2 separate regions of the Homo sapiens genome follow, and region 2 is linked to region 1. The links are chromatin loops, found by intact Hi-C in ENCODE. Cell type or tissue: dorsolateral prefrontal cortex. All regions are shown on one strand. Each heading gives the region's core, and the rest is flanking DNA. Links, peaks and the distances in the headings are about the cores only. Region 1 overlaps ZNF341-AS1 (ZNF341 antisense RNA 1). Region 2 holds the start of NECAB3 (N-terminal EF-hand calcium binding protein 3).

The links. A loop is a pair of places that touch in the nucleus more often than their neighbours do. Peaks named below come from ENCODE experiments on the same cell type or tissue, not always from the same donor. Only the 100,000 strongest peaks of a DNase experiment are listed, where the experiment ranks them.
Region 2: it touches region 1 in a loop (3-fold over the local background); 22 of 110 quality-filtered maps call a loop at or near these places.

What each region holds. Positions count from the first base shown.
Region 1 is chr20:33,803,651-33,806,554 of GRCh38, forward strand. The region is part of intron 1 of ZNF341-AS1 (ZNF341 antisense RNA 1); the gene reads right to left. Among named protein-coding and RNA genes, the nearest start is that of ZNF341-AS1, 6.0 kb to the right of the region's middle. In dorsolateral prefrontal cortex, for the core only: no CTCF peak of the experiment used is centred there; no DNase peak of the experiment used is centred there.
Region 2 is chr20:33,672,971-33,675,874 of GRCh38, forward strand. NECAB3 (N-terminal EF-hand calcium binding protein 3) reads right to left here and starts at 1,458. Exons shown (of 12, transcript NM_031232.4): 1 at 1,254-1,458. The coding sequence starts at 1,382. E2F1 (E2F transcription factor 1) reads right to left here. Exons shown (of 7, transcript NM_005225.3): 7 at 2,507-2,904. RefSeq lists enhancers at 219-766, 767-1,314, 1,985-2,485 and a silencer at 1,169-1,798. In dorsolateral prefrontal cortex, for the core only: a CTCF peak has its summit at 1,580; DNase peaks (open chromatin) are centred at 1,491 and 1,831; H3K4me3 peaks cover 2,023 bases; H3K27ac peaks cover 2,500 bases.

The sequences.
Region 1 (2,904 bases), core at 189-2,688:
AACTCCTGAGCTCAAGTGATCCATCCACCTCGGCCTCTCAAAGTGCTAGGATTACAGGCATGAGCCACCATGCCCAGCCTGGAGATGTTGTTTTAAATTGTAATATAACATGTTTAATAAAGTACATAAGATACATAAAGGGCAATCGTCTTAAGTATAAAAACTGATTAATTTGTATACAGCCATGTGAACACCTCTGGATCCTGCTATTGAACCTGTTAGCACCTTGTAAGGGTCCTCTTCCTGGTCTGTACCTCCCTGGAGGTAACCATTATTCTGATTCCTAACACCATGGATTAGTTTTGCCTGTTTTTGAGCTTCGTATATATGGAGTCATACAAGCTTTTGTATCTGGTTTCTTTCACTCAGCATAATATCTGTGAGTCATCCAAATTCTTGCATGTATCAGTGGCTCATTCTTTTTCACACAGTTTTGAATAAGTTAATACGAGTTGGTCAAAGTTTGAAAAGGCTGTGCATTTGTCTGAGAGACCAGAAAAATACAGGCCAGCAAAGCCCAGGGCTCTCCAGTATTGAGCCAGTCCACTCTGTGAATCTCTATTTATGGCAGCTGAATTCTCAGCCAGGATGGCAGCTACTTTGCCCATGTGTCACCACTTCCCATCCCATACCCTGGGTAGACATCACAAATCCATCTTGAGCACTTTTTTTTCTTTTTTTGAGACAGTGTCTCACTCTGTCACTCAGGCTGGAGGGCAGTTGCATGTTCACAGCTCACTGCAGCCTCAACCTCCTGGGCTCAAGTGATCCTCCTGCCTCAGCCTCTCGAATAACTGGGACCATAGGTGTGTGCCACCATGCCCAGGTAATTTTTAATTATTTCTTGAGACTGAGTGTCCCTATGTCGCCCAGGCTGGTCTCAAACTCCTGGGTTCAAGCAATCTTCCCATCTTGGCCTCCCAAAGTGCTGAGATTACAGGTGTGAGTCGCCATGCCGGGCCAATCTTGGCACTTTTTTTTACAAGAACTTCTGATGCAGCCTCAAAATTCTTTTCAACCCAGCGGTCCAGGTGGCCAACACTAATTGCTTGTAGTTGGTACTTGATATAGTTTGGCTGTGTCCCCACTCAAATCTCATCTTGAATTATATCTCCCATAATTCCCATTGTTGTGGGAGGGACCTGGTACGAGATAATTAAATCATGGCAGCGGTTTCTCCCATACTGTTCTTGTGGTAGTGAATAAGTGTCATGAGATCTGGTGGTTTTATAAGGAGAAACCCCTTTCTCTTGGCTCTCATTCTCTCTTTGCCCGTTGCTATCCATGTAAGACGGGACTTACTCTTCCTTGACTTCTGCCATGATTGTGAGGCTTCCCCTGCCATATGGAACTATAAGTCCAATTAAACCTCTTTCTTTTTGTAGATTGCCCAGTCTTGGGTATGCCTTTATCAGAAGCATGAAAACAGACTAATACAGTACTCAAGATTAAATCTGAGGCTTCTGCTGTCATATCCCCAAGATATTTTTCTGGGCTCCCAGAGTTAGAACATGAGGGGCTCTGTTATCACCCTCAGTTTACCACACAGCTGTATGAAACTGATGGTGGTGAGGTCCACAGCATCTTCCTGTTCATATATCCTTTGGGTAATGGCTCCAACCCAGCAAGTGTTTTGCTACCTATGTACCTGGGAGCAACTTGACTTAGATAAGAGGTGATGAGGCAGACTGCTTAGATGTGGAGGGGCTGCTGCACCCATGAGGTGGCTTGACTGAAGCCTCTTTGTTTTTCTCTTTTACTTTGCTAAAACATTGCAGTGTCTCAATTACGGAACAAACACAAATGTGACTTAATGTTTAACAATACTCCTGTGAATTCTTGACAGTTCTAGCATGTCTCTCACATTTGAAAAACTTATTCCAACCACAAAATTGGGTGAAATGAACTCTACCATCCTCTGGGAATGGCTGCCTGTATGTGCAGGGTTGGAGGTTGTGGCTGATTAAAACAACAACAACATCCAACTCATGGCTTTTGTCCAAATGTAAATCATAGTCTGAGGGAGGAGATAAGACTCACATATAAACTAATAGAGGAAAAGTCCAGCTAAGCTCTCATTTATTTGAAACTCTGATCCTGAGCAACTTCACATATTTGAAAAGTACAGGAAGGAATAAAAAATACCTTTGAGAAGCTGTATTTTTCTTCATGGGAGAGCATTTCAGCTCCTCATTTAGAATTGGTTTATTCTTTGTTTTTGTTTTTGTTTTTTTTTTGAGACGGAGTCTCGCTCTGTCACCCAGGCTGTAGTGCGGTGGCGAGATCTCGGCTCACTGCAAGCTCCGCCTCCTGGGTTCAGGCCATTCTCCTGCCTCAGCCTCCCGAGTAGCTGGGACTACAGGAGCCTGCAACCACGCCCGGCTAATTTTTTTGTATTTTTAGTAGAGACGGGGTTTCACTGTGTTAGCCAGGACGGTCTCGATCTCCTGACCTCGTGATCCGCCCATCTCGGCCTCCCAAAGTGCTGGGATTACAGGCGTGAGCCACCGCGCCGGCTATTCTTTGTTTTCATGCAAGGTTAACACATGCAAAAGATTGGAAGCAGCAAATTAGAATGGTAGGCTTGGGGCAACTACTGGCTACTAACAGCAGCCTCACTGCTAATGGATGGAGAAGTGATTTTTTCCCCCTTTTTATCCACCACTAAGAGTCTAGAGAAGTGATGCTTGACACCAAAGACAATGGAAAAACAATGAAATGTGGTACCACAATTAGCTGCGTCTGTTTATTGCAGAGGCAAAAAAGTCCTCAACGCTTCTGCCACTTTTGAAAGTTCTGAGTCTGGTTCAATTCTTATTGCCTATAAAGATGACAGAATACCTAAGAATAAAATACACATTTTTGAGCATCCGCTAGGTGCCAAGTCTATGCTCAGCAAGTACT
Region 2 (2,904 bases), core at 183-2,682, 130 kb before region 1:
AGGAGCAGCTGGGGTTAACTCTTTCAGGGCTGGGGCTTCCTATGGGGCTGACTCTGAGGACCTTCGGCAGGCGTGTGTGTACACACACACGTCCAAGGGGGAGTGGGGGTGGCAGAAGGCAAGTTCGGCAGATTTCATTTATGGAGAAGTGGAGATGAAGAGCAACAGAGGCAGAGAGGAGCAGAGTCAAGACAGGTCCCCGTCTCTCTTAGTGACCTGCTCCCAGGTCACCCAAAGCAGCCCAGCAAAGGGGAGACTGGCAGGCCTGGCAAGCAGGGGTGGGCCAAGCCTGGGCCGAGAGCCCCCATGAACTCCAGGTCCTGAACGCCAGCCCCCTCCAGGGTCCTGTTTTGTCAGGGTCAGTGGGGCTCAGGAAAGACTCTAACCTCTAGCCTAACTCAGAGAAGGTCTGCCACTGGCTGAGGGGCACGCAGCAAGCCAGGGAGGCCCAGGTAGGGTAGATGGAGATCTTGGGAGTGGGCAGGGGTGCTAAGCTGGGAATGGGGACATCTGGGGTCACCCTATTGTATCCCTGCCTCCATGACTGACCTGAGACATATCCCCTCAGGCCTTGGTTTTCCTACTTGGGAAGAAGGAGGGTCAGGTCCCTTCCAGCCAGGGCTGTGGTCAAGGTGCTGAGTCACTAGGGGCAGTGGGGAGGGGGTGGGAGACAGCTTTGCCTCCCTCTGGAGTTGGGGCATGAGGGGGCCAGGACAGAGCCGAGCACAGCGGTGAACGGTGGAGAAAGGGCTCAGGGCCGTGGCTGGTGCCCATGGTGGCCGCAGGGCCACCCATGGCCCCATGGGAGGGTGACTCTGAGCAGCCCTTACCAACTGTAGGACTCTGCTGCCCTGGAGTGGGGCCTGAAGAACTCTGGGGGCGGCACTAGAGTCAGGAGTGAGGGGCCCTTGCGTTTCCAGGCTCCCCTTCCCCAGTCAGCCCAGCCTGGAGCTGCCACAGAGTGGGGTGACCGCTGCTGTGATTGTCGCCAGCCCCCCGCCAACACCAGACACACAAATGGGGTGGGCTGAGGGGTGGGAGGCAGCAGGGGCAGTGACACTGGAGCAGGGACAAGAGGAGACATGGAGAGACAGAACAGGTCACACAAGGGCAGAAAGGTCAAGAGAAAACAGCAGGGCCAGAGAGAGGGGAAGAGACCCAGAAACAGCGGCGGGGCCCGAACAACCCCGGAGGGTGAGACTAACAGAGACTCGGGTAGGGAGACACCGCGAGCAGAGCCCGCGCCCACTCACGTCCTGGAAGAGCGTGTGTCCGGCGGGCCCCGGGTCGGGCGCGAGCTGGGGGTGCCGCGGGGTCTGGGGCTGGGGCTGGGGCGCGGGCGGCCGGAGCAGGCACACGGTGAGCAGCCCCGCGCACGCCATGGCGCCGCCACCCGCTCGGGCTCGGCTGCGGTTGCTGCCGACCCTGGACGCCGCGGCGGACTCGGTGTGGCTAGAGGCCGCCCCTTGGCGCCGGCGCCGACGCGCGGGCTCAGGCCCCGCCCCCGCCCCGCCCCCGCGGACGCCGGGTTCCCTCGCCTCAAGGTCCAACTCCAGCGCCGCGGGCCTCCGCGCTTCCGCGGCCACGGCGGAGGGGGAGGCGCCCGAGGGCTCCGGTCCCGCGACGGCCTGTCGGGAGCAGAACCTAGGGGCTGCGGGCCTACCCAGAGGGACAGGATGACCAAGCCAGTGCCGAGGTCAGGGTGACACAAGTGGGTAAAACCCACCAGGACTTCACCTTTTGGGGCGTCTGTATCCTCATCTACAAAAATGGTACTGGCAGACACCCTATGCAATTGTTGGGACTCATTCAATGTCAAGTGCTTACAACGGGGGCTGGCGCAGAGGAAGCCCACAGGTCCGTGCGGCCGAATCCCAGGCATCCCGACGCCCGCCCTCTCTGGCACTAAGCGCAGCCCTTTCCCCTCCCCTCCGTGACTCTGGCCCTCCCTTCAACCCGTTCTCCACACAGCAGCCGGGGGGAGCTTTTAAGATGCGAAAGAGGAGGTGTCACTTCGGTCTCCAGTGACTCCTTGGCCCCTGAATAAAGCTTAAGACTGAACGCCCCACTCCAGGAGCACCACTCTGACCCTCACCTCAGGACCGCAGCCACACTGCTTTCTCTCCGGTCCTCTATCCCGCTCCCTCCTGCCCAAGGCCTTTGCCCATCGTGTCCTCTGCTTGGTGTTTTCTTCCTCTGGTTAACTCCTACTTATTTTACAGCGCTCAGCTTAAGCACCACCCATTCCAGAACGCCTTTCCCGATTTTCTCATTTATGCAGATCTCCTCTTTCAGACCCTGAGAGCACCATGAAAGGAGGTAACACCCGTGTCCCCAGAACTGTTAAATACCTGACACAGAACCAGCCCACTGTATTTGTTACATGTTTACTAATGTCCAGAAACGTCTGGAAGGAAGACAGCAAACTGAGCAGAGTGGCCTCTGGGGCTGGGGAAAGGAGAGGCCACTCATTACTCTGCACTTCGGGCAGCACTGAATAGCATTCTTGGCTTTCTACAACAAAAACCTTTACTGGATCTGCTTTTGAGTTAGGACCAAAACAGCGAGGAAGCTGACCTTTCTTCGAGTTATGAGGCTCAAATCAAATCGGGCACGGACAGGGAGAAGGGAAGTGGAGAATGGGCATTTCCCCAGCAACCTTGGCCTCTCCCGCCCCGAAATGTTCCCAACAGAGTCCCAAAACCCGGCCCAAACGTCATCAAAATATTTATTAAAACCAAAGCAGGAGGGAACAGAGCTGTTAGGAAGCAAATCAAAGTGCAGATTGGAGGGTGGGGCAGAGCAGTGGGGAGGCAGGCGCTTCAGACACTGCAGGAGGGACCACAGGGTCTGGGCTGGGGGAGGCCTTCACCACCCCTCCTGCCCACATCAGTGAAGGTCCCC